4 separate regions of the Homo sapiens genome follow, and regions 2, 3 and 4 are each linked to region 1. A link is a contact called in ENCODE Hi-C or POLR2A ChIA-PET data. All regions are on one chromosome and are shown on one strand. Each heading gives the region's core, a stretch centred on a gene start or an enhancer-like site at or near the end of the contact. The rest is flanking DNA. Distances are from core to core; before and after follow the strand shown.

Region 1 (7,177 bases), core at 4,057-6,556:
TTGCTGTTATTTTCTCTTCTGTATAAAAAGCTTCTATTATGTTTATAAACAACATTGTTTAAAAGAAGTATTTAGCTAATACAACGCTTGTTTAAAAGTAGTCTTTAGCGTATCACAATCCTTCAAGTTTTCAGCAAGGTTCCCAACTTAGAAGACATTATTCAAATAATAAAAAGACCTCATCTGCCAAAATCTGTGTAATTCATGGGACTGACTCAAACAATTGTCACAAATCCAATTTCCCTTCCAAGGTTCAGGAGTTGGGGCCTACAATGACGACATCTCATTCCACTCTCAGTGTCACAAAATACATTTCAATAAATATTACCTGCCAGTTATGTATCAACTCCCAGGTTGAGAATACAATAACAACTAACTAGTTCTAGTAAGTATCCTTATTTGTCCTTGTTACCCAAACCGGGTCATTGGCCCCAACACCCTGGACTTCTGACTGTCCCTTCCAACAATTCATTCCTACCTTGCTTAGGGTATCTGACAGGTCTTTTCCATTTATTTGATAAACAACAGCTCCTGTATATCTGTTATATATAAAGCCCTGTGCTAAATATTCTCCATATTCTACACACTTGAAAAATTTCTGTTTGTTACTTTATAGCTGTCTCCAATGGAAGCTGCTCACTGTCTAACTTTCTGAACCCTATCAGACCTAATACTTGTATGCAAAAAACCCTCATGCCATTTATTTGCTTCCACAATTCTCTACCCCTCCTATAGTGGGTGCTGTGGTATGGGGCTCCCAGCTGCAGGGAGCACTGGTAGCGGACAGTTGTCAGCTGAGCTCCTCTCTGGGCATTCCATCATAAGAGAGCTTCCTCACTTAGGTCACGGCACTTCCCTGGACCAGCCCATATTCAATGCCTGGTTGATGCAGAAGCATAAGACTCAGCCCCCATATTAGGTAGGACAGTGACTGGCCAGCTCAGCTCCAGAAGTCCCCAGAGCAGCAGCTGAGGCCCCAACTGCAAATGCACTTCGGCCTCTCCCTCTGCCCAGTCCTGCTTCCCTCATCCCTCAAGACGTATTCTGAGAGCACTCCCTGATAAACCTTACGCAAATCCCACTTCCCTGGGAAGCCAACCTACAACGGGTGCTACCAGGAGTGGTAAGCAGCTCTCAATTTGGATTTTGGAGCTGGCTTGCCGGCCACTGGCTGGCAATGAGGACCCTGTCCCTGGTGGTAGGGGGGTACTGACAGCACCTGTCATAGAGCTGTAGTGCAGCTGATGCAGCTCTCACCAATGGGGACCTGGGATGGAATGCTGGCGGAAGGGAATGTACTGGCTGATGTGTTATTCTGGGAGTTTAGGAGGAATCAGCAATTTTAAGGACTTATATCAGACGGCTGTGGCTGGGGCCATGGAGAGGGATGGTGAGATGAAGTGTGTAACTAATCACCAGTGAAGGTGAGTGCCAAGGGCAGGAGCCTCCTCCCCGGCAGAACAAGACTCAAATTGCACCCAGAGGATAGAAAATGCGTGGGTGAGGTCTGGGGCGGAAGGGATTCAGGGAGTTTGGCATTTCAAGCCCATGAGACCTCCCACACCAAGGTCAGGGTCCTGATTTGGGAGGAAAGGCAACCTAAAGCTGGGTAGGGGGCCCTTGAGGTCAATGTTGTAAAAAATCTTGAATCCCAATTCTCCTGACCCCTCTAGCCCTGAAGCAGCAGCTCAGTGTCTGGTAAAGGTTGGCACTTCCTCCACCTTGGAAACTGGGCGAGGGGTGGGTGGGGGTTTCTGCCTAGCAAGATACGTGCTGCTCTCAGGAGGGCTCTCCACCTCCCCTCCTGGCCAAGTTACAACACGACTGGGCATGAGAAGGGTGAGAAGAACAATACTCGGAAGGAGCTGGAGGTCCCCCCGGGGGGGGGGGGAACATAGACACCACTGCTTCTTAAGGGTGGTGTGTCAAGGGCACAGAACACAAAACCAGCTGAGAGTTGATCAGCATGGGGCACGCTCCTGTGATGAATTTAGCAACCAGGCAAGCACCCTGGGAACTGATATGCAGCTGGCTAGGTCTGCTCCTGGAAACTTCGAGACAGTGATGGTCCACATTAAGTAAAAGTGACAGAACAGCCATGGCAAACTGGACGAAAGGCTCAACAGCCTCCAAGAATGGGGATGCTACCATAGATATAAGATATAAAGCCCGAAAACCCACCAGCTGACTATGTTCTTAGGAGGGACAGGAGGACACTGTGTACCAAAGCCACAAGGAAGCCACAGTTACATCTTTATAGAGCAGGATGCCCTGACAGAAATGGAGATGAAAGAATTATGAAGCAGAGACCAGGCTGGGGTGTTAAACAGAAGCCAAGGTGGGTGCAACCATCATAACTAATGGCAAGGCTGGAGTGGCAGTCGGGAGTGTCTGACCTACAGAAAGCAACAGAGTTGATGACTAGAACACAGTGTTTCCAAAGGGAAGACACAAGGGCAGCGGACAAGGCTACTTCTGAATTACACAGTCATGAGAAATTAACTACAGATGATTCCTGAGGCTGAAGGCAGCTGCTCTAATGCAAAGTCCTGAACATTGCCCCAGTTTCTGGACCTGAACCAGTTTTCAGACCTGGAACGCATTTACTGAAGGAAAGCGTATGTAACTGACTCCCCCCGTCCTTCACCAAAAGGACCTACAGTTATCAACTTGGACATAGTCTGTGCTGACAGTGATACCCAAGGACCCAAAGAGTCATGATGACCCCCTGACCGCCCTCCATCACCGGATGTAAGAAGCTCACAGGTGGGTCCAGGGACTTACCTGGCAATAATTTCTGTGATTTCCAAATGTATAAATCAAGGGGATGTACTGAGTAACTGGCAACAATAACTCCCACTTTAGTTCCTTTGGAAGTGGGTTAAGAGCCATCGCAGTGGGAAAAGTCAAATGGAAGCCCCTGAAGCTGCCCTTTCGGTGACCAAGATAGGAAATTAAAAATGATATCACATCTATGGGGAATGGCAGAGTATTCTTAGAGACCTTAGATACAGGCATGGCGATCCCCATCACGGTCCCTTGTAATTTACCAGTCTTCCTTTACAAAACACAAATAGGTGCTGGAGAATGACAGTGGTTAACTGCAAACTCAACCAAGTGGCAGCCGGGGTACACATGTAATACCACAAATGGTAACTTTACAGGGGAATGCATTAACACAATCTCATGGTATTGGCCATTGCTTTGAAGAACGCCTTCTATTCAGAAGCAGCAGCAGTAGTCTGTAGTAACATGAAACAGATAATAACAGTGTATGTTTATGATCCTGCCCAGGATTTGCTAATTCTCTCACCCTCTATCATAACAGTCTTAAGGGACTGAAACCTTCTGGACCTGGGCTGTCTAATACAGTAGCCACTTGCCACTCATGGCTATTTCAGTTCAATTTTAAATTAATTAAAATTAAATCAATTCAGTTCTTCAGTCACAAGTTTTAGCAACATTTCAAGTGCTCAAAATAGCTACAAGTGGCCAGGAACTACCCAAATGGACAGCACAGATATAGGACATTTCTATGCAGAAAGTTTTATTTGAATAATGCTGTTCTGGACATTCAGGAGAATATCACATTTGTCTACTATATTTATGCCATCATGTTAGAGCCCATAAGTAACAAGTGGCAAGTGTGTTAGAAGGCTTGGTCAGAGAAGCTGCAAGTGTGAGAGGTGGGTCCAACAAAGATGCAGAGGCTCATCAACACATGAGCCGACCTCGTGGGGCTACACTGGGGCGTGCCAAGACATGCCCTCCCAAGTAAAAGACAATTGTACCCTATACCTCCTACCACAATGCTTCATAGGCCTGTTTGAATTCTGGACGCAGCATATTCCATATTTGGGAATGTTGCTCCCATCAATTCACTCAGCCACAAGGACTGTCACGTCTGAATGGGGTGCAGATGAGGGAAGGGGTCCCTAAGCAGGCCTGGTGTGCAGTGCAAGCATGAGCACTGTTGCCTGAGCCAGATGACCTGATGCACATGCTGTTTGCCACTTCTATGCCTTTCACCTCTGCATACAGGTTGTTCCTTCGTGCTGAACTAGTATGAATGAAAAGCTAGGTTTTTGGCATAGTCAGCAGACTCTAAAACAATTGGTATGATCCAATTTTTTGGGTTAAAAATTATTAAAAGGTATGTGTATGAAAGTGCAAAATGTTAAAAATAGTCATCTTCGTGTGGTATAATCATGGCGGTCTAAATTGCTTTGTCTTTTTTTTTCCTACAAATCACATGCGAAATGAAGACATTAAAAAAAAATCTTAAAATATCTGTGAATACATCTCTGACTTTCCCTGACAACTTACATTCCATCCTCCCTATTTTATGTTTTTCTATTACTGCAGGTAACATGTGAAAGTTTTCCCTACCAGTTATGAGTCAATAATCTCTCTCTCTCTCTTTTTATCCTATCCAATTACTCTTTATTATATGTAACAGAGCCAATATAACTTGAGAAAAATTTCCCAAACATAATGAAAAAAAGTTATATCAAATTCAAGATCAACTTTCACATCTGAGTTCCAATCTGTGAAGAAAACTGTAGATCTATATGTTCTAGTTCTAAATTATGTTTAAACGGTTTTTAAAAATTCATGTGAATTGCTTTTTCACCTTTAGCAGTGAACTTGGTATAAAAGGGCATTGGCAGCTCTTGTCATGTCTGTTGAAAGCCCAATCATTAAAGTACTCCTTTTTACCTTTTTGTGATGTTGGGACGGCGGTTCCCCCTCTCTGACTCCTGTGCACAGACACTTGTTTGCTGCCATCCTCCTTTGCTTTTCGGGGGCTCGGTCCCTGCGTCCAGATGGTTTTCTGGGTGACTCCAAGAATACATCTAGGTCGCAGCGTTTTCTTTTGATATTGAAGCCCACATCTCAAACTGGGCTCAGTCTTCAAGCACGCTTTGTTAAGCACGATGTATGGCAAAAGCAATCGCTTTGCCGAGGACCTGTGCAGCTTCTCCGTATACTGTACGGCTCGTAGAAAAGTACAAATCATGTTCACGGAAAATCGTTCCGCTTAGGGACGATGCTAACTACAATTAGGAAAGCTTTAGGGTTCACTACACATGCGGCCGGACACGTACTCAAGCCTATACGTTTACATTACATGGGGTGTTAGGCAAAAACGTCAGTTTCCGCAGCGTAAATGAAAACGAAAAGTCTCCAGGGAGAACCTGATGTCTACCTTCCCTTCTGTCTTCTTTCCATTTTAATTAACAGGCTCTGATCACCTTCTGGGCTGACATTCACAGTGTCCCCGCCATGCCTTCGCAAAGTCACCTGGGAAACCCCCGTCTTCCTGGGAATAGTAGTTTGAAAACCTCGCTCTTAACTGGGATACGGCAAAGAGGCGCGCAAAAGAGACTACATCTCCCACAATTCAAGGCGGCCAGAGCACGGCGCAGGTCCTTCCCGCGCCCCCAGACGCCTCCGCGCCCAGCGTCGGCGCAGACGCTGCGCGTCCCTGGAGCGGCGGAAAGTGGGGTGTTGGTGGGGGAATTGGTACCACCCACCCTACGTGGTTCAGGCGGGACTTGCAAAAGCCAAATTAGCAGTTACAATCTACGTGTTTTCCTGATCCTTATAGAGAGGACTGTGCACAGTGGGAAATACCCCCTTGGACTGTGGTCTTGCCAATTCCGCGTGGGCAAATGATTTAGTTTTTGCGTTTTACTGTGTTTTCAGAAAAACTGGACAATAAAGAGTCAGCAAGTGGGGATGAACGAGGCCGCTGCAAAGCAGGCACCGGTTTCCTAAATGGTTAAGCCGCGAACTTGGCTTGGCGCCCTAGGCGGCAGAATGTTAGGGGTGGGTAAGGAAGCCGAGGCCCGGAAGTTTCTAGAAGCCCGCTCTGTGAGCGGGTGTCTGGCGCGGTGCCGTCTGCGCAAGGGTGGGCATACCGTTACTTTTGCTCACGCGCGCATGCGCATAAGGGGTGTGGCGACGTGCGGGCGTGGGGGCGGTGCGTGCACTCTTCGTTTCAGCCCTGGCGCGGTCCTGTGGTGAACTCCTTGTCTCTATGGCGACTGGACGCGGTCGGATCTTGCAGCAGCACTGGCTCGGCCTCCAGACGCTGCGCGGGCCCAGCAGGGGCGGTGGCGCGGCCCGGGGGCGCGCCAGGGCCTTTGGGTGCAGGTGACTGTAGGGCCTGCGGGTGGGGTCCCCTGGCGGGAAGCCCGTCACTGCGCGGCCCCGCTCTCTTCACCGTGTATTTTATTCGTCCAGCTTGGCGCAAGGCCCGTGGCCGTCTTCAACGTGAGAAGGGTATGGAAGAACGACCGGAGGAAATCCTTTCTACCCTGCAACGTGGGGTACCCTAAGTTATGACACAAATAGAGTAGCCTCTCGGGGAAATATTTTTTCTTGCGGCGCCTGTGGCCGGGGATGCGCGCACCTGCCAGGACAGGTGCAGGTCCAAGAGGTCGTTTCTCCGGGATGCGTGCCCTAAATTCACGTGTGCTCCGCCCCTGCCTTCGTATTTTCGCTCTTCTGTAACCAAGAATCTCCCTTCGTGTTTTTCATGACCTTACAACTTAGGGAAGTAGAGTCTGTTCATCAAAACCTTATCAGTTGACACCCTCATCCCCCAAGCAGATACCTCGGGCAGGCAGGTTGGTCTGGCGGGTGGGGGGCAGCACTTTCTGCACCTCCAACGTCAAGGCTAAGTTGCCATCTACATTGCCAGGTCTTGCTCATCTGCTTTCCAGAAGCATCTTCAGCGTGAAGAAGTAAAATGAGCCAGTGCATCAGAAGTATCAGCATGCATAATGGTACCTTATGAAATCCCTCTCATTATATCGTGAGCTGTTCCCTAGCTGTGTACCCATCACTGCAGTTAGTTTACAGATGGAGGGATAATGCCAAGAATGGTTTACATTCTTGAGGATTATCTTTCTGCTTGTAAGACTCCTTGATTTATAAATAGGGAAAGTCATGCATATTTTGCCTTCTAATAAACCAATGGTCTATGTTTAAGCACACAAAGGGAGTCTATTACATACTAGTTGAACTACTTGTTTTTTCCCCCTGAATCTCCAGAACTATGTCCTGTGTCCTCTCTAGGTCTCCATTACTTCCACTTACCTGTTTTCAGAAGCCCAGCCCTGTTGCTTAGTGCTGTGATAATAGTTCTTAATTGAATACCTATAATGCT
Region 2 (7,231 bases), core at 848-3,347, 2.9 Mb before region 1:
TTTCAGTACATTCACAGGATTGTGCAACCATCACCACAATCTGATTTTAATACATTTTTGTCAGCCCTGAAAGAAACTCCATACCTATGAGCAGCCACTGCCCAACCCCACCCGACCTCATCCTATTCCCCAACCCAAGATAACAACTAATGTACTCTCAGTGTCTATAATGTGCCTGTTCTGGACTTTTCATACTTATGGAATCTTACATGAAAAGGCGGGTTTTTGCGAGTGGCTTCTTTCACGTAGTGTAATGCTTTCAAGGCTCATCCATGGTGTAGCACGTACCAGTCCTTCATTCCTTTTTATTGCTGAATAATATCCCACTGTAGGACTATCTCATATTTTATTTATTCATTGACTAGTTGATGGACATTTAGGTAGTTTCTACCTTGCGGCTATTATAAAATATGCTGCTATGGGCCGGGCGCAGTGGCTCACGCCTGTAATCCCAGCACTTTGGGAGGCCGAGGCGGGCGGATCACAAGGTCAGGAGATCGAAACCATCCCGGCTAACACAGTGAAACCCCGTCTCTACTAAAAATACAAAAAAATTAGCCAGGCGTTGTGGCGGGCACCTGTAGTCCCAGCTACTTGGGAGGCTGAGGCAGGAGAATGGCGTGAACCCGGGAGGCAGAGCTTGCAGTGAGCCAAGATCATGCCACTGCACTCCAGCCTGTGCGACAGAGCGAGACTCCGTCTCAAAAAAAAAAAAATATATATATATATATGTGTGTGTGTGTGTGTGTGTGTATATATGTGTGTGCATATATATATACGTGTGTGTGTGTGTGTGTGTGTGTGTATATATATATATATATATGCTGCTATGAAAATCCCTGTATAAGCTCTGTGTGGACATCTGTTTTTATTTCTCTTGGGTGTATTCTTAGGAGTGGAGTTGTGGGTCATGTGGTAACTTTATGTTTCAGTTTTTGAGGAACTGCCAAACTTCCTTCCACAGAGTCCACTTACTTCCCACTAGCAATGTACATGAATTCCAACTTCACCACATCCTCACCAGCAGCTGCCATTAGTCTTTTTGATTCTAGCCATCCTATAGGTGGTATCTCATGGTGGTTTGATTTGCATTTCCTTACTGCGTAATAACGTTGAGCATTTTTTCATGTGCTAACTGGTCATTTGTGTATCTTTTTTAAAGAAATGTCTATTCAAATTTTTTCCCCATCTTTCGAACTTGGGTTTTTGTCTTTTTGTTGTTGAGTTGTAGGAATTCTTTACATATTCTGGATACATGATCTTTGTCAGATGTGATTTGCAAATATTTTCACCACTTCTCCGGGTTGTCTGTCCCTTTCTCGACAGTGTCAAAGGTTCTCCATGTTAATAGTCTCACTGATCTGTGGTTTCTTCCATTGTTCATGCTTCCGTGTCATCTCTAAGAGCTGCCGCCCAGGAGGCACTTGTTTTAAGGACTGAGGTAACTTCCCACCTCCAGTCAGTCTCTACTCCTGAGTGTTGTCCCTTCTTTCAAATTATTGTTTTAAAAGTTGAGTTTTAAGACTATACTTTCAGGGATCATTTCTACAGTTTGTTAAAAGTAGAGTTTTGATTAAAAAAAAGTGTCTTGGCTGGGGGCAGTGACTCACGCCTGTAGTCCCAGCACTTTGGGAGGTTGAGGCGGGTGAATCACTTGAGGTCAGGAGTTCGAGACCAGCCTGGCCAACATGGTGAAACCCTGTCTCTACTAAAAATACAACAGTTAGCTGGGCGTGGTGGCGAGCACCTGTAATCCAGCTACTCGGGAGGCTGAGGCAGGAGAATTGCTCGAACCCAGGAGGCAGAGGTTGCAGTGAGCTGAGATTGTACCACTGCACTCCAGCCTGGGTGAGAGAGTGAGACTTCATCATAAAAAAAATAAATAATAAATAAAATATAAAAAGTGTGTTTATGAAAACTGTGATGCCACCAAGTATACTAGGAAATGGATTGGCAGCTTTCACTTCCTCTCTAGTACTCCTGTGTCTAGACCAAGGGCCGTTAATGAGGTGTGATTTGCCCCTACGGGACATCTGCCAATGCCTGCAGACGGTCTGGTTGTCAACGCAGGGTATGCTACCAGCATCTAGTGGGTGGAGGCCAAACACCCCGCCACGCAGGGCAGCCTCTGCCTCACAACAAACAATCATCCACCCCAGATGCCAGCAGGGCCCCAGGTGAGGAGCCCAGTGTGGCTGGGACAGCCTCCGGGCTGCCCTCAAGCCTTACCGTCCGCATCCTGTTCTGATTCTGCAGAGAAAGGGGATGCCTTTGAAATGAGCCTGTTTGTGCAATTCTTATTTTCATTTTCCTTCATATTCTGTCCTCTGCTCCTAAAAGCTTTCCGTGTTTTACTAGCATCTTTTATTACTTATGGAAATCCAGTCTAGAGCAAGAATAAAACTATGATTTTTTTTTAAAGAAACAAAAAATGCTGACCAATAAGTTTGCAAGGTTATAAGAACTATTTTTATGACAGCACACACACAGTTTATTCCTGGGCTGATACTTCAGTTCTTAAAGGATTTCAAATACAGTTTATCACCAGATTTAGGTTTAAAAAACATGCGTTTTTTTCCATCCACATAAAATACTAGTAGACTTGATTCTCGCTTCTTGCACTCTAGTTGGTGAAGAACCGTTCAATCCCGGAGAGAGTTGCAGTACCGGTTGCTGTAAGGTGCTTCTCCTCCCCTATTCTGAGATTTAATTGAAGAACAGTGACATATGAATTTAAACTAAATTGTATATACAACCAACCCACACAGAACCTGAATTTATTCTGAGTGTGGAAGGAATATTTGCTTCTTAAAAAGAGAACTAGAGAAAGCGAGAGAGAGAATTTACCTTTGAGAGATAAAGAAATCAAGGAAGTTTTTAATATTCCTAAATGAAGGAATAGGAATAATATTTATTATTTATAGGAATAAGAATAATATTGCAGAACTGAAATATCAGCAAGCAAATAAACTGTGTGTGTGCTATTATAATATTTATTATTCTTCTTCCTGCTTACCTCTGAAGAGATACAGATAGCCAATTAGCACATGAAAATATGCGCAATCTCATTACCCAGTAAGGAAATGCAAAGTGAGAGAATTTACCTTTGAGAGATTCCATAATTCTCCCTAAACATTGTATGTCCTGGTGAGAAACTGACTTGTTCTATTTATCTCCAAACCTACATGTTTGAGCTTTGCCCTAAGCCCTGCTCCCCCACAGTGGCCGTGGCCATGGGTGGTACTGCCCAGTGCCCGCCAGGTGCCACTGCCTGCCTGGGCACTGCCATCTGCCCATCAGGGTTAAGAGCTCAGCGTCCCTCCAACCTTAGTGTACCAGGTGGCTGCTCTTGGGTGATGTCCTCTTCTCAGAGAAATAGTCCTAGGCCTGCTACCCCTGGTCCGAAAGACCCTTTACCAGCCACTCTGAGCACGTTGGAACCGTCTCCTTCTTTCTGCCAACTCTGCAGCCTTGAGGCTGGGGACTCAAAGGGTTGGTCGTTTGTCAGGGCTGGGGATGATGTGCCCTCCTGTGGGACACTCCTGCTTTCAAGTCTCCTCTCCTGCTGGGCTCAGTGATGGCTGAGCGCCTGACTCATCCCTGGGCTCATGGAGCCACAGTCTTGGGAGGGTGCTGGGCAGGAGTGCCCAGGGCACAGCCAGGCTCCTGGAGTCCCAGTGCTGAGCCCGCCTGGGGCTCCCAGCTCCACTGGGTCACAGGCAGGGACCAGAGCACAGGATTGGGGCATCCTCATTGGTGGAGTCCACCCGACCCCAGGGGCAGCCCCTGCCAGCCAAGACAGGAGAGAGGAGCAGAGCCCCAGCACAGGGCACGGGATGGAACTCACCTGTCAGGAATGTGCCCCCACTCTGCGGATCTGCTCTCTCCAACTCTGGAGTTGCTCTTCAGTCCACAGCTCAAGTCCTCATGTGACAACTTCCAGAGAAATGAGTTCTCCAGGCTCCAGCCATATCCTCATGGGAAGACGGCTTCGAATTTCCTGATTCTGGCTGAACGCAAAGATAGTGAGAGCAGTAAACAACTTTATGGGATCTTCTGCTGGAGCTGGAGCTGATGAGCAGTTTTTGACATGAACCTTCTTTCTACTCCCTTCTCCAGAAGTTGTCACAGGAGGACTTACGGGAAGGGCTGAAGAGCAGCTTCAGAATATTAAAAACTTCCTTCATTCCTGGGAATTGGGTAATCAGACAGCAAGAAACCTGGGAGAGCGGGTGGTAGAATGACAGGGAGGGAACGTGGCGGTTGAAAGTGGAGGTAGGAAGGTAGACAAAAAGCAGCTTTCAGCCCCTCGGAAGATGCCGTTTGCCATGTGGCTGTGTTGCTTTATGACCTGGAAAGTGACTCACACAGCATGAGCGCATCTCCTGAACACGTAAGATGTTGAGACACATCACAAGACAGATGAGAGGGTTTGAGGGTTGGTTTGGGATTAGCCATGAAAATGCATCTTCCACTGTTAGAGCAGGTGACTGTCCTTCAGCTGCTGGGGCTGGGAGATAAGGAGGCCCATGGCGGGCACGTGGGTCTGCAGTCAGCCCTCCCTGGAGAGGCCGGGGCAGGGGGGTGCAGCTCTCGGGAGGATGGCCCGGGGATAATCCCTCCACAGGGATGGTTCCATTACCTGTCTCTTGACCTCAGTCTAGAAATTGGCAAATATAAGACCTGCACTCTCCCCGAATTAAAATAGCAATCCTCCCTTGGTGATCCTGGTTAAGTTTAGATTCTATAATGTGCCTTATTTTCCAAAGAAAATTGTTAGTTTTGTGACATGTTTTTCTGGGATTACCCTAATGAGTAGTTCCGAGTCCTAACTGTGCTGAGAGTCACCTGTGAGAGTGTAGACCAGGAAGCAAGAATCTCGTGGGTGCAGGACAGCTCTGCAGGCCCTTCTGAGGCCACCGCCCCGGGCCGGCCCAGCATCGAGGAGTCACGGACTTAAATCCCTCAGCAAAACCCAGTCCAAGCAAGGACCCTGCCCCACCACAGGGCTATGCTGTGTCTTTTCTTTAACAGGTGTCTAGAGTTATTTGCCTTGTCATCTACCCAGACATTTTGGGGAAATGGTTTAGAATGCAGTGAGGGCCTGGGAGTCACCTAGTGTAGGTGCCAGCCTTGGACACTAGTTTGCAGGGGAAAGTATTTTCAGAAGAAGGATCAAGAAAAGAATTGTTTTAATTTTTTTTTTTTTTTTTTTGCGACGGAGTCTCACTCTTGTTGCCCTGGCTGGAGTGCAGCCTGCAGTGCTCACTGCAACCTCCGCTTCCCAGGTTCAAGCAATTCTCCTGCCTCAGCCTCCCGAGTAGCCAGGATTACAGGTGCCCACCACCACGCCCAGCTAATTTTTTGTATTTTTAGTAGTGACAGGGTTTCACCATGTTGGCCAGGCTGGTCTTGAACTCCTGACCTCGGGTGATCCTCCCGCCTCAACCTCCCAAAGTGCTGGGATTACAGGTATGAGCCACCACACCTGGCCTGTTTTATTTTAATTTTATACCAAACACACGGCACTAATTCTGTGCCAGGCACTTTATAAATATTAACTCTCTTCATCTTCCTGATAACAATAAGAGGTACTATTATTCTCACTCTTGTACAAACAAGGAAACAGAGGCACAGAGACACTAAGCCACTTGCCCTTGATCGCAAAGCTATTAAGGGTGGGGTTGGGATTGGTGCCTCGGCGCCTGGCTCCAGAATGCTCTCAGCACTGGTCCCTGTGGTCTGGGAGCTTGAGCTTCTCCTGGTGGTTTTCGTGCCTACTTGCTGGAATCAGGTGTGTGTTTAACCTCATACTCAAAAGTTTATGTGAGTGGCCCTTTTTTCAAGAATCATTGAACATGTTTTTAACTTGAGTGGTCACCAATATATTTAATAACTGCTCTGTGGAAGGTCAGGAAGAGTGGAAGGACATGAAACAGCCGCTGGCACAGTCGTTCCTGCTTTGCATTGCTACAGAACAAATGATTCCAAACCTCAGCACTGAAGCAGCAGCAGCTTCATTAGGTCTCAGGATTTTGTGAGCTGGAATTCAGGCAGGACTCAGCAGCGACGGTGCCGCCTCGATGCTCTCAGAGGGCAGCTGAGGCCTTGGCATGGCCCAAGCCCTCTGCAGGTGCAGCTGGGCCAGGGGAAGCTGCTGAAAAACTGCCCTACTGGGCTCCCCTCTCCATGTGGCCTCAGAGCCTCCCCAGGTGGACTCCCCTGTGGGGCACTCAAACGGCCCACCTGTTGACTCAAGAGGCCACGGTGGAAGTGGCTGGTCCTCATCAAGGTCAGGCCAAGTGCCAGCATAGTGCCAAACCCACCCCACTGTGTTAGCAGGACCACCAGCGCCAGTCCAATTCCAGGAAAGGGAAACGGGCTCACTTCTCCGTGGGACAAGTGTCCAAACCCAGCAGCCCTCTTTCATGCATCACACTGAGAGGCAGGCAGTGGATTCTGAATCACAGGCTGTCAGTTGAATAGCATAAACCGTCACTGCCATTCCGTAACTCACACTCACAGTGCTCTTTGATTTATTCGAATCAAAGTTTGAGATTGCGAAGGTTCATGATAAATGTAATCGAATCCCTCCATATGCATTAAGGTATGATATTCAGATCAGCATTTTATGCCCGTTGCCTCCAGAGGCCAACAGTCCCCTGAGACCAGCAAGGGCCTAATAGTAATGTTCACCCCACAATTTGCAGCCTAATAGTATAATGCCTAGTTTCATTTCCACTCTTAGCCTAATCTCTTCCATTGGATTTTAATATTGTTTTATATGGAAGTCCCCATTAGTGCGGTGTGCACATTTTTATGGCTGACTGGCTCCTGTGCATTGAAAAGCACCTGTTCTGAGGACGTTAAACAGAGCTCTTCCATGTGGGCATTCAAGATGAGTTCACGCGGGTCTTCAATAGAAACCATTTTGTCCCTAAGCAAAACATCATCATGTTTCAGCAGTTTTCTTCTCTCTGCTATAGTCAAAGAGGGGCTTGCATATCAAAATCAGATGGCTGCACCCTCAACCCCATCCTCTCCCCCACCCTGGGAGCTTCAGCGCCACTCCACCTTCAGCCCGCTGCTCCTGGAGGGGACAGAGGACCCACCTTCTCGCTGCCGTCTGGACGTGTCAGGCGTTCTCTAGGCCAGCAATGTGTGTGATGGGCGTTTTGATGGATGGCTAAATGTATTACACATTTCATTATACTTTTAAGAGGAGTAAGAG
Region 3 (6,273 bases), core at 577-3,076, 2.7 Mb before region 1:
TCTCCAGCAGCCCACAAAGGCCCATGAGGTGTGCGAAAGCTCGCTGAAACGCCTGTTGGTCACCAACGTTTCCGTAATGTGCACGTGTGTTAACTCTACCAAGTGCAATCACGACAAGAATTCCTGGTTTGGTGTGGCCTATGAATAAGTTTACATTGATTCCTACCCATTACCTCTTTCTTCCTAAACACAAAATTAACACAATCCTTTGTAGTTTCCAGGCCCGACCTTTCTCTGGGGCACCTGTGTTGTTTGGTCACAAGCTCTTTAATGAGCCTCAGTTTACTCATCCCCAAGAAAAGGGGAACACTTGAGTCACTAAGCTAAACAGTTAAATAAAAATCAACGGCAGTCAAGGTATAACCCACCGACTCCCATAGGGAGTCCTAGGCGCCCACTCCCCCTTAGAACCCCCTTCAAAACCCTTTCCAAACGCGGAGCGCCGCTCCAGTTGCACGGGTGACCAGGACCAGGGACCAGGCCTGCAGGGGGAGACTCGCGTCCAAGGCCGCACGGGAACCACGGCGCCCGCGAGAAAAAGCGCGGCGCCCCCTACCCCACTGCCCTCGACCTGGGAACCGCGGCACCGGCGAGTGCGCCCCGATCCCCCTGCGCAGGAAAGTCCGTTCCTCAAGCTCCGGGCTGGGGCTTTGGAAGGCAAGTCAATTCCTGACTGCTGGAAGGGCCAGGGTCTGGGGGTGCCCGGTTGTGTGTCTGCCTGCTCTTAAATTCTGGGCCTTTCTCCTTCCTTGGAAAACAAAATCTGAGTTATTTCATGACTTTAGCAAAGTACCATGGAGAATAAATTACTGGGGAAAACACTTCCTGACGCCTACTGTGTGCACGATCTAGCGCTCCCCACATAACACTGATGCCTACTGTATGCACGACCCACAGCGCTCTCCAGAAGCTCCAGGTTCAAGCTACCCGGATCACAATGGTGCCTACTGTTTGCACGACCCACAGCGCTCTCCAGATGCCCAGGGTTCCAGCCCCCCGGATCACAATGGCGCCTACTGTATGCACTACCCACAGCGTCTGCAGAGGCTCAGGGTTCAAGTTCCCGGATCACAATGGCGCCTACTGTATGCACGCCCCACAGCGCGCCCCAGATAACACTGGAGCACACTGTGTGCACGACCCTGCGCTTCCCGGACAACGCTGGCGCCTACTGTGTGCACGACCCCGCGCTCCACGGCCTCCCTGTGGGCCGAGCCCAACGTCCCCGGGGCAGCCGGCGCCGCGCAGGGTCGGGCGGGGGCGCCGTCCGGGAGGAGCCCGGGGCGCGGTATCCGCAGGCCCGGGCTCTGGCCAGGCCGCCTCCCCAGCGCGCCCCGCGGCCCTCCGGCCCCGGGACGGAACACGGGGCGGCCACTTTCCCTCAAGTTCAGCGCGGGCCGCGGCAGGGCCAGCGGGGGCAGGGCGCGCGCAGGAGGCGGCCGCCTGCTCCCTCACCCGCCTCCCGCCTCCCGCCTCAGCCGCCGCCCGGCCCAGGAAAGTAGGCCCAGCGCGCGGAGGGGCCGGGCGGCGACTCGCCCGTATCATTCCGCCCGCGCTGCGGCCCGCCCGGCCAGTCGGCGGCGGCGGCGGCCCGGGTCTGCGCGGCCCCCGCCCCCGCCCCGCCGCTCCCGGCGCCCCCCGCGCCGCATCCGGGGACTGGCAGGGCGCGGGCCCCGCACCGGCCGCCGGCGGGGCGCGAGGGCGCGGCCGCGGGCCTTACCGGAGTCGCCGCGCGCCTTGCTCTCCCTGGGCTTCGGGGGGCGGCCCCGCGGCATCGTCGGCGGCCCGGCTCGCACCCACACCCACTCACACTCACACTCACACTCACACGCGGCGGCGGGGGCGCGCACGCGCGGGCACCGGGGCGGGGGCGCGCCCAGCCGGCGCTAGAGGCGGGCGGAGCTGCCCGGCGGCGGGCGGCCCGGTCCGAGCGCCGCCGGGCTCACGGGGGAAAGGCGCCTGAACGCGCGCACCGGAGCGCTCGAACCGCGCCGGCCTTGGCAGGTTCCATGGCCCGCGGGCCGCGGTGGGGGCGTTGGGCGCGGGCGCGGGCGCGGTGGGGGCGGGGGCGGCGGCGGGGCGCATGCGCGGCGCCGCGGGGCCTTAGCGGACGGAGGGGAGCGCGGGGGTCACCGGGCCGGGCCGGCAGCCCTAGAGCTCGGCCTGGCGGGGACCCTGGGCCAGCCCCGCGCCTCCGTGGCCCGGGCGTCTCGTGCGTGTCCGCGAACTCGCGTGCGCGCGTCACCTCGGACCGCAGCATGGCTCGGAGGGCGGCCCTACTCGCGCCGCCCTAGTGCTGCGAAGGGCCTCGGAGCCCAAACCCGGAACCGCCATCTGGGACTGGGAAGACGACATGGCCAGAAGCCGGTAATGTTCCTTTCCCTGGGGGCAGTGCATTAAAATGGACCATTTCACGTGTGCTGGTCTTGTGTGTTGTTGCCTGCGCTAACTTACACGAAGTGGCAACAGGAACAGGCAGCGCAGCACCCGAGCGCCGGGTGGAGAGGCCGGCCGAGCCCGGGGAAAGCGACCTTACTCTGTCACCTGGGCTGGAGTGCAGTGGCGCAAATTAAAGTGTGCAGTTTGATACATCTTGACACATGTATACACTGTGAAACCATCATCACAATCAACAGTGAAGATGTTCCTCCCGTCTCTCTGTAACCCTTTCCTCTCTCCCTCCTTCCCTCCTCCCCCTCCCACCCATCTGCTTTTTGTCACTATAGTTTGAATTTCCTGGAGTTTTTAAATATCTTTTTATACAGACTGGGTCTCGCTTGCTCTGTCACCCAGGCGGGAGTGCAGTGACACGATCGGGACCCACTGTAGCCTCAAACTCCTGCCCTTAAGCAATCCAACTGCTTCAGCCTCCCGAGTAGCTGAGACTGCAGGTGAGGACCGCCATGTCTAGCTTTTTGTTTTTTTTTAAACATATGGGGTCTCTCTGTGTTGCCCAGCCTGCTCTGGAACTCCTAGCTTCAATTGACCCTCTGCCTCAGCCTCCCAAAGTGTTGGGATTGCAGATGTGAGCCACTGTGCCCAACCTGTTTTTCTTGGTGTTTTATATAAATGGAATTGTATCGCACGTAATCTTTAGGGAAGTGGGGGCTGTTCATTGAGCATAATTATGTTGGAATTCATCTATATATTGATAAATATTTTAAGTGCTTTTTATTGCTGAGCGGTGTCTAGGAGTCATTCTTGCTTACCCTTTCCCACTGCAGCCTTCACTCAATCTCATCAAAGATCTAGCTCCAATATATAAACCAAATCCAAGCCATTCCCACGTATATTACCCCTGAGCCATGCTCTCTCACCTAGATTACAGATACAGCCTAGTACCTGGTCATCCTCCAATCAGTTTTGTCTACAGCCATGCGAGTCTTCTCTCTATGCCTTAAATAAGACAAATGTATTCCAGCTCTTTTGAATATTTCCAATTGTGAAATGTTCCTCTTTATTTCTAATAATGCTTGCTATTGTCAACTTTGCCTCATATGTAAATAACACCACCAGCTTTCTTTCCTGTGTGTACCTTTAGAGTTAAGTGAGTTTAAGAAGTGTGTGTGTGGCCGGGCGCGGTGGCTCACGCCTGTAATGCCAGCACTTTGAGAGGCCGAGGCGGGCGGATTACGAGGTCAGGAGATTGAGACCATCCTGGCTAACACGGTGAAACCCCATCCCTACTAAAAATACAAAAAAAAAAAAAAAAAAAACTTGGCCGGGCGTGGTGGCGGGCGTCTGTATTCCCAGCTACTCGGGAGGCTGAGGCAGGAGAATGGCGTGAACCCGGGAGGCGGAGCTTGCAGTGAGCCGAGATCCCGCCACTGCACTCCAGCCTGGGCGACAGAGCGAGACTCCGTCTCAAAAAAAGAAGTGTGTGTGTATGATGTTTGTTTGTTTGTTTGTTTTTAAGACAGGGTCAGGCTCTGTTGCCCCGGCTGGAATGCGGTGACGCTGTCTCTGCCTACTGCACTCTCTGCCTCCCCGGCTCAAGTGATCCTCCCACCTCAGCACCCCAAGTAGCTGGGACTGTAGGTGCTCACCACTATGCCTAGCTAATTTTTTGTGGACATGGGGTTTCACCATTTTGCCCAGGCTAGTGTCAATCTCCTGAGTTTACCTGGCTTCCCAAAGTGCTGAGATTACAGGCATGAGCCACCGGACCTGGCCAAGTATTTTTTTTTAAATCCAATTTGATAATCTTTATCTTGAATGAGAGTGGTGGCTCCCAAATTTGCTGCACTTTAGAATGATCTGGAAAGCTTTTAAAAGTCCCAATGCCCTGTTCATACCTCACATCCATAAATCTGACAGGAATGGGAACCATGCATTGGTGTTTCGTTATTGTTGTTTTTTAAGATCTGCAGGTAATTTGACGATGTACAGCAAAATTTAAGAGCTAGATCATTTGGTACATTTATGCAAAGTACTGATATTTTTACATGTAAAGATGTCTTTTCACACTTTCCATTTGACTCATATGTTTTATGTTCTTTACGCCTTTCTTGCTTTCTTTTGGATTACTGATGTTTAAAAATTATCAGTAATTTTTAAATTAAATTAAATGGTGAAACCCCATCTCTACAAAAAATTAGCTGGGCATAGTGGTGAGCACCTATAGTCCCAGCTACTTGGGGTGCTGAGGTGGGAGGATCACTCGAGCCCAGGAGGCAGCGAGTGCAGTAGGCAGAGACAGCGTCACTGCATTCCAGCGAGGTGGATCACACCTGTAATCCCGGCACTTTGGGAGGCCAGGGTGGGTGGGTTGCTTGAGCTCAGGAGTTCATGACCAGCCTGGGCGACATGGCAAAACCCCATCTCTATCAAAAATACAAAAAAACGGCCAGGTATGGTGACGTGTGTCTGTGGTCCCAGCTACTCAGGAGGCTGAGGGGAGAGGATCACTTGAGCCTGGGAGGTTGCTGTGAGCTGAGATTGTATCACTGAACTCCAGCCTGGGTGACAGAGTGAGACTGTCTCAAAAAAGCTTTATATATATTTTTATATATATGAGTATTTTATATATACACTATATTACATATATTTATGTATAAAGCTATGTATATTTGCATATATATAGCTGATTTATACATATAAATAGCTTTTAGTGGTACACTTGAGATTATAACATGCGTTCTTGACTTATCAATGTCTAATGTAAATTAGTATTTTTTCCTCTTCCCAGACAATGCTAAAACAGTTTATTGGATATTTTAGTTATTTCTGTATTTAAAACTTCACAAGACACAGTACTGTTGATGTTCATTTTGATGGCCCACATATATGCCACTATCATTGTGTTTTATCCTTCTGTGACTTTCTAGGGTCATTTCCCTTCCACCTGAAGTACCCCTACTATTATTTCCTTTAGAGGAGGTCTGCTGATCATCTCAGTTGTGTTTGTCTGAAAATATTTGTATTTAATTTTTATTCTTAAAAAATATTTTTTCTGAGTATGGAATTCTAGGTTGTCAGCTCGTTTCTTTCAACACATTAATGATGTAACTCCACTGTTATGTGCATCCATATTTTCTGCTGTTTTTTGAAATAAATATTTTCCTCTGACTGCGTTTAAGTGTTTCTCTGTCTTCAATTTTCTTCAATTTTACTATAGTTTATCTGGATGTATATGCCTTTTTATTCGTCTTATTGGGAATTGATTAGACTTACTGAGTGTCTGGATTGTTGTATGTCTTCAATTTTGGAAAATTCTTGGCTATTATATATTCAAATACTGCTTCTGCCCAAATATCTCTCTTCTAACCTACTAGAGTTTAATTAAACATGTGTTGGAGGCCGGGCACTGTGGCTCACACCTGTAATCCCTACACTTTGGGAGGCCGAGGCAGGCAAATCATGAGGTCAGGAGTTCGAGACGAGCCTGGCCAGCGTGGTGAGACCCTGTTTCTACTACAAATACAAAAATTAGCCAGGCATTGTGGCGCATGCCTGTAGTCCCAGCTACTCCGGAGGCTGAGGCAGGAGAATCGCTCAAACCCAGGAGGCGGAGCTTGCAGTGAGCCCAGATCATACCTTTGCACTCCAGCCTGGGCAACAAGCCGAGACTCCGTCTCAAAAAAAAAAAAAACACACACATGTTGGATCATCTTACACTTTTAAAAAAAAATTATTCTATATGAGGTTTTTATCTTTTTGTTCCTTTATCGTTCGTTCTGGTTTATTCTGATCTATCCTCCAGTTTATTAAATTGCTCTGTGGCTATGTCAAAACTACTGTTGAACATACCTATTAAGTTCTTAAGTTGGGTTT
Region 4 (6,482 bases), core at 8-2,507, 2.9 Mb before region 1:
GCCTTTCTTTATATTTCAGCTGTTAGACAAGATAATTTATGCCGATTTTTTTTGTTCGTGATTAACTTGCTCTTTTTCAAAAGTCCTTTCTTTTCTACAATTCCATCCTTCTTGAGCAAACACACATAAAACAGATTTAGTGCTACCGACTGTTTCAATATCTTAAGCGTCCATGAAAATCAACATAACTCAAAGGCCCAGAGACTGAAAGCAATGAGGACTCCTTTACTAGAAAGGAGATAGGCAAGTGCAAAAGGGACTCAGTGCTCTGCTGATTTCTGCATACTTTATTATGCTCTTTATAGGAATTTTCTTGGAGGCATGTCTGAGCATAACTCACCGCCTTCAGGTACTGGGGTTTCCATCCTCAGTGGCAGAGGAAGAAGAGGAAGGAGTTGAAGGCAGCCGCGTCCATGACTAGGAGCAGCAGCGTGCACTCTGGAGAACACTTAGGGTTTCGTAGAATAGACAATCTATGAGTTTGAATGGGATGTCCCAGCCTTGATGGTTTTAAGAATAAATCTGCCTATAAAACTCTAGAATAAAAATTCATTTAGATGATCTCTTTACTCATACATTTCAGCTACATATATAAAGACGTAATAGAAAAGCACGAAGACAAATGTCCAAATTTAGGTTTTACACATAAATAAAAGTGAGTTCTAGAATGATTTTGGCTAAGCCTACTGTTTTTTTAAGCAAACATCATCTTTATCATTATTCCCCTAGCTAATTGCTTTTGAGATTATTCGTAACGATGGCAGCGGTTCTGTTACCATCAAATACACACATACACACACACACACACACACACACACATATGTATAGGTATATATACAGCATGGATACAATATAACATAAAAAGGTCTTCTATACTTAGCCCTTTCCTTACGCTATCAAGATGATATCATTCCTGAAGCCCTTCCAAACGCAGCCCTCCTTAATCTTTTCCAAGAGATACTGAGTTTAGAGAGTTATTACCTAGGATTGAATGTGAAAACTACTGGAAATGATGGAAATGCAGAATATTTCCATCATTTCACAAACGTGGGTTGTGTTTTGATAGGAAGAGCAATACTTCTGCCTGTTGTGTTTACTGAGGTGTTCCCAGGTCCTTGGACACCGGAGCAAGGCTCGCATATCTGCCGAATGAACTTAGCTCCCACATTCCAAGCCTTTCTGCCCGTGAGTGTGCCGAGGAAGCAGTTCTCAAGAGTCACCTTCAGGCCTTTGCAGCTGATGCCTGATTCAGGTTGAGTCAAAACCAAGGGGGAAGTGGGAGGAGCTTGTGGTCCAGGCATCCTCATTTCATCCACCCTAGGGGAGGCTGGCCCAGGAGGCCTCTGCACGCATTATTTAGCAGCAACAATCCCAAGTGATGCCGACCTGGAAGGGCCTGTTGAACTGTGGGGCTTTTGCTATTGACCTTAATAATTTCCCATGCCTGACCCTTTCCTGGGGCACACAGAACTCTACTCTAAAGGCGCAGAGTGCTGAAGGAAAAGAAACTAAAATAATCTTGGCTATTAGTCTTGGCTGTATAACCTTGGAGGCATATATGCAATTTCTTTTAAAATTGTAATGTATAAAGTGACTCTAAATGAGAGCAGCAGCTCCCACCTACTTTAGGAAAAGGTCTTTCCTTGACATGATAGTAAATCCCATCAGTACGTTGGGAAACCATTCCTGATGTCCCGTGAGCACAAGTCACCGTGATCGTGTGATGGTCATCTCTAGGTTCTTGGCAGCCGTTTCATCCACGCATCAGAAGAATGAGCGAGGAATGTGAGAAATGGGCAGAAAGCCATCATCCTTAGCTAACCACTCTGCAGGACACGCATACCTAAGATCTCTGTGAACGTCGAAAGGCAATAGTGTTGTATTTCAGCTGATAAGAGAGTCCCCGAGTTAAGACTGATTGGCGCATTGAGAAGTTTGTGCCAGGTGCTGACTCTGGCACAGGTGCTATTGCTATGGTTCACACATTGAGTGCTCAAAACCACAAACAGACAACTAAAACCACGCAGCCTTCCTCCTCGTCTCTGTGAAGGCCAAAGCCAGTCATTCTCTTAGCAATCCACTTTGAAGTTTTATTTGCCCTTCATGTTCTGGTAAAAATCTCACCAAAGGATTGTTTTCAATCTAAGTAAATAACTCGTTAGAGCACACTTTCAAATATCTTCTGTGATTTGTTTTTTTTTTTTCGACAGCTTTCTGGTTATGCTTAAGACTGTTTTGCCTAGTTACAAAAGGAGGAAGAAAACACTCTAAGGCACGACAACCTAGAGAACTGGGCGTTGTCCAAGCTTTGGGGAAGCAGGCCATTTTTCAGTAGACCAGTTGCTGCTAAGCGTTTTCTGACCCACACACCCACAGGTAGTGCACACACTGTCCTCCTCCTTAGAAACCAGGCGGGAAGGAAGGCAGGAGTCAGTCTCCACCTCTTCTCCCGCCAGAGTTGACTAATCGTGGGGCTAAACTAAAGGCAGGCAATTCAGTTGAGGTGAGCGAAGTCTTAGGTCTCCCTAAATTATACTAAGGGAGGAGAGGAGTGGCCAAAAGAGGGCACTACTGCCCCGGTGACTGACTGTGGTTCCTCTCAGCCAGGACAGGCATCTCAAAGACAGGGCTGGAGGGATGTGGACTCCGTGTCATGTGTAAGCTAGTTCACTCCACATGTGCCACAGAGGATGGATGTCCTACCGTGAAAACGTCACCAGCCCGCGTCTGTGTTCACTGCGTCCACTTCACAGGGCCAAGTCCTGTGTGCACAGCATGTAAGGGCAAACCCCCATGAAGAGTCATGAGGAAAACATTCACAACTTCATTGCTCAGACAATGGAGATAGAAATATCTGTGTTTAATGTTTATTTAAAAAGTATTCATCCCAGAAACATTTAAGTACATATATTGGTGTGTGCGTGTTTTCACTCTTCTTTATTTTATAAAGCTTGAGTTAGCTGACAGTAGGAAAAAACACCAGGAAACAGTAAAATGTAAATAAAATTGAGAAGTCTAGATGAAGTGAAGGAAGACCACAAACACATCAACCATGTGACAATGGCTGCAGGGAGCCGCCCGTTTCACTCTGAGCTGCCCAGCTGCCCAAGTGGAAGGGGACCCCGGCCAGCCTGAAGTCTCTCATTTTACACAGCAGGTGGTAGAGCCCTACCACCTTTTAGCTGTGTGCTTTTAGCAATGAACTCCTCTGTTTGTGTCTTGGTTTCCCCATACGTAAGTAGGGGTAATCATAAAATGACCTGTGAGTAAGAAACAACACATGTGCACGTGTGGGACTCTCCCATCTCCTCACAGTACTCAGTAAACATTGGCTAGTATTTTCAGAGAGAAGACTGCAGACATTTTTTGAAGCATACAGAGCTTTGTTTAACAAATACTAAGAATTTTTCCTGCTTAAATTTTTATCACAGACAAAGAGTCACATGGTAGTCAACGACCTCAAGGTATTTTTATAGCACATGTGGAGATTAGTTTTGTATAGTTATTTATTGTAATAGAATTCAGTAAGGGCCAGTGGTGCAACATGAATCTTCCGCATTGCAAGCCAAGAGCCTATGATCCCTGTGTCTAGCCATCAGAGGACCTGCTATGATCCACAGACAGAATTACAAGAACTTGGGGTCCCTTCCCAGAGCCAGGACTTTGATAGGCATTTCATAGCACAAAGTTCCAGGTCCCAGGCTCTGAGAAAGGCCCAGGAGGAGTTCTGAGCGGCTGGTTGCTGAGGCACTGCGTGCCTGTGTTCCATTGAGGGTCAGCGGCAGCCTCAAGAGAAGACAGACTCCACCTGGGAAACAGGCAGGTGTGACCATTGGCTCTGCCATCAACTCTCAATGCAACTGGGGGTGCGACTTCATCTCTCTGTGCCTGTTTCCTCCTCCAGAAAACAGGGTTTCCTATTGACCCTCAAGAATTGTTGCAAGGGCCCATTGAGAGAACAATTTGGCCGGGTATGATGGCTCATGCCTATAATCCCAGCACTTTGGGAGGCTGAGGCAGGTGGATCACCTGAGGCCAGGAGTTCGAGACCAGCCTGACCAACACGGGGAAACCACATCTCTACCAAAAAATACAAAATTAGCTGGATGTAGTAGTGCACACCTGTAATCCTGGCTACTTGGAAGGCTGAGGCAGAATTCCTTGAACCCAGGAGGCAGAGGTTGCAGTGAGCTGAGATCACACCACTGCACTCCAGCCTGGGCAACAAGAGCAAAACTCCGCCTCATAAAAAAAAAAAAAAAAAAAAGGAGAGAGAGAGAAAACAGTTATACTCCATTACAGGATGCTTTAACATCTCTACTGCTTGAAGCCACGTTCATACAGTGAATAATGAGTGCTGCCGTTCATTAGCATTTTTCATGTGCCTCTGAGGACCTGGGTCACATCTGCCATAAACACTCATTCATCATTGGTACTAGGATGTCCTGCCTATGTGCTTTCTCCATTCATTTATTAAATCATTTTTGAGCACCTCCAATGTGCCGTGCCATATACTGGAGGTGGAAGAGAGAGGGCAGGAGGTTAGAGAAAACAAAATAGAGAAATGGCGGGGCCAGCCATTCTGGGGACTTCACACCATTTGGGGGATGGTTTAACATAGAAGGACATGGAACGAGGGCCTCAGCCTCCCAAAGTGCTGGATTACAGGCATGAGCCACCACGCCCAGCCCATAATTTGCTATCTTATTGCCACAAAGAGTCTATTCCGTCTTGCCTGGAGGGCTAGGGCCTTTATTTTTACTTTACATCACTTTTCTAAGAGGCTGTTCCTGTCATATCTAACCAAGAAGCCCGCCTGTCTCCCATGCCACACTTCTTTATCCCACTGCCTTATTTCATGTCCTTCACATTGGCCTTTTGGTTATTGCATTTGCATACTTGGTGTGTTTTTTCTTCCACAAATGCAAGCCTCTTGAAGGCGGTGCATCTCTTATCTGTGCTGGCCCCTATTTTTATTTGAATTGGCCACCAGGTGGAAGCACTTAGCACTGAAGTGGACATACCAAATGGCTTCTCAAGATCCATGTCTGCTTTTGCATCTTGGTGTATTTTTACTTGTAATAATATTCCCCTGATTTTTTAAGCAAAAATATATTTATTTATAGTGTTACACATATGTCAAATTTGATTAATTAGATAAAAATTAATTAATTTTAATTTTAATAATGTAATTAAGGTTAAATTATTATCATTAGAATTAAATTAATTATAAATAATTAGTGACTACTTTATAAAATTAAATTATTATAATTTAAATTCATTATAATTAATAAAGCAGCAAATTGAATTAATAATTAAAATTAATTAATGGGATTAATTGATGAACTAAAAAATAATTCAACTACCTGACATAACTGTCCCATTTTCCATTTTGAATTCTGATCTTTCAACCAACAACATTTTTCTAGGCTGTTTAGCGATCCTGTATTATCCTTTTAAAATAGCTCCTTAATATTCCATATGATTGAACAGTAATATCATTCCTCTATTGCTTTTCATTTTGGTTGTCTCAAGTTTGCTACTAGAAACCATGCTACAGTTGGCACTTTGATTTCAGTAGGGTTTTTTCTTTCTTTTAATTGTTTTAATAGGCTTCAGTCAAAGTAAGTGAGACGGCTAAATTATTTTCCCCGAACTCGTGCTGGCGAACTGCCCTTCCCGTGGCTGAATATGCCTATTTCCCCAGCACGCTTCCATCTTGGGGCAGCCTCAGGGGGTTGTAAGTTGGTGGGCTAGGGCTGGATGTGGTGGCCCTCAGGCAGGTCTCGTTATGTCCATATGGTGGAGGTGTTTTCTTTTAATTTTGATGACATTTGGAAACGGTAAACTTTCCCCGGAAAATGTTGAACTGCAGCGTCTCTGGAAACTAAAGGCCTGGCAGTGGCCTTCTCCAGGCTGCAGTCGGCCGGCCGAGGAGCCCCCATCTCCAGGGCCTCCAGGTCCCCTGCGACTTTCCTCCCTCCACGGAATAAGCTGCTTGACCCCACAGGCCTGGAGCTTGAGACTTGGTCCCCAGTCTGTTCCAGATTAAAATGGCTCTGGGCACCATTCCAGTCACTGCGGCCGTGTTCCAAGTGCGTCCACGATTTCGTTTCTTAAAGTGCTGTTTCTGTTGCTCAGGATTCTGCACGCGGGGGCGGGGGTGGTGCTGGAACAGCTCGTCCCCTGTGGGCGTCGCATCAGCCGGTGGGGGCTGGGGTCGTGCCCGGGCCTGGGGTCGTGCCTGGGGCTGGGGTCTGCCGGAGGCCGCTCCCTCCCGTGGCTGGCGAGCTGTGCGGGGCGTTGGCTGGGTCCGGCCGGGCTGTCAGCCTGAACTGGTGCCCTGGGTTCTCCAGGTTTGGCCTCCCCGCAGCGTGGAGCAGGGGTCCCAGGTGGGTCCTGAGAGTCGAAGCCAGAGCGGAGCCACTGCCTGCTGTGACCCAGCCTGGGAGCGCTCGGCATCCCCGCATCCCCGCATCCCC

The links. Hi-C counts contacts between places; a loop is a spot of excess contacts on that map. ChIA-PET counts read pairs that join two places held with the same protein, here RNA polymerase II (POLR2A). Pooled maps may share reads with other maps.
Region 2: a loop to region 1 is called in a pooled map, with 6 times the contacts of the local background. The contact joins the enhancer-like site here to the promoter of TIMM21 in region 1. A Hi-C loop is called at or near these places in 3 of 50 pooled maps.
Region 3: a loop to region 1 is called in a map of naive thymus-derived CD4-positive, alpha-beta T cell, with 26 times the contacts of the local background. The contact joins the promoter of ZNF236 here to the promoter of TIMM21 in region 1. A Hi-C loop is called at or near these places in 3 of 168 maps with a recorded cell type or tissue (aorta and naive thymus-derived CD4-positive, alpha-beta T cell), 3 of 37 single-sample maps with no recorded cell type and 16 of 50 pooled maps. POLR2A ChIA-PET finds 5 or more read pairs at or near these places in 1 of 52 experiments (HEK293).
Region 4: a map of CD8-positive, alpha-beta T cell shows a loop between it and region 1 (10-fold over the local background). The contact joins the enhancer-like site here to the promoter of TIMM21 in region 1. A Hi-C loop is called at or near these places in 3 of 168 maps with a recorded cell type or tissue (CD4-positive, alpha-beta memory T cell, CD8-positive, alpha-beta T cell and ascending aorta), 2 of 37 single-sample maps with no recorded cell type and 12 of 50 pooled maps.

What each region holds. Positions count from the first base shown.
Region 1 is chr18:74,146,652-74,153,828 of GRCh38, reverse strand. TIMM21 (translocase of inner mitochondrial membrane 21) reads right to left here and starts at 5,306. Exons shown (of 6, transcript NM_014177.3): 1 at 4,720-5,306. The coding sequence starts at 5,020. It overlaps FBXO15 (F-box protein 15), which reads left to right and starts at 5,995. Exons shown (of 10, transcript NM_001142958.2): 1 at 5,995-6,159. The coding sequence starts at 6,044. RefSeq lists enhancers at 2,113-3,312, 5,056-5,145, 5,226-5,275, 5,306-5,425 and a silencer at 6,116-6,265.
Region 2 is chr18:77,075,342-77,082,572 of GRCh38, reverse strand. The region is part of intron 2 of MBP (myelin basic protein); the gene reads left to right. Among named protein-coding and RNA genes, the nearest start is that of MBP, 54 kb to the left of the region's middle. RefSeq lists an enhancer at 2,268-2,317. Within about 2 kb of position 2,097, at least 10 of the 41 ENCODE cell types and tissues checked have a DNase peak (open chromatin) inside an H3K27ac peak, as active enhancers do.
Region 3 is chr18:76,818,110-76,824,382 of GRCh38, reverse strand. ZNF236 (zinc finger protein 236) reads right to left here and starts at 1,826. Exons shown (of 31, transcript NM_001306089.2): 1 at 1,721-1,826. The coding sequence starts at 1,775. It overlaps ZNF236-DT (ZNF236 divergent transcript), which reads left to right and starts at 2,088. Exons shown (of 3, transcript NR_040024.1): 1 at 2,088-2,367. RefSeq lists silencers at 1,195-1,934, 2,055-2,244, 3,942-4,021 and enhancers at 2,315-2,424, 2,465-2,544.
Region 4 is chr18:77,058,234-77,064,715 of GRCh38, reverse strand. The region is part of intron 3 of MBP (myelin basic protein); the gene reads left to right. Among named protein-coding and RNA genes, the nearest start is that of MBP, 71 kb to the left of the region's middle. RefSeq lists enhancers at 1,413-1,502, 5,493-6,126. Within about 2 kb of position 1,257, at least 20 of the 41 ENCODE cell types and tissues checked have a DNase peak (open chromatin) inside an H3K27ac peak, as active enhancers do; they include CD8-positive, alpha-beta T cell, where a contact is called at or near this core.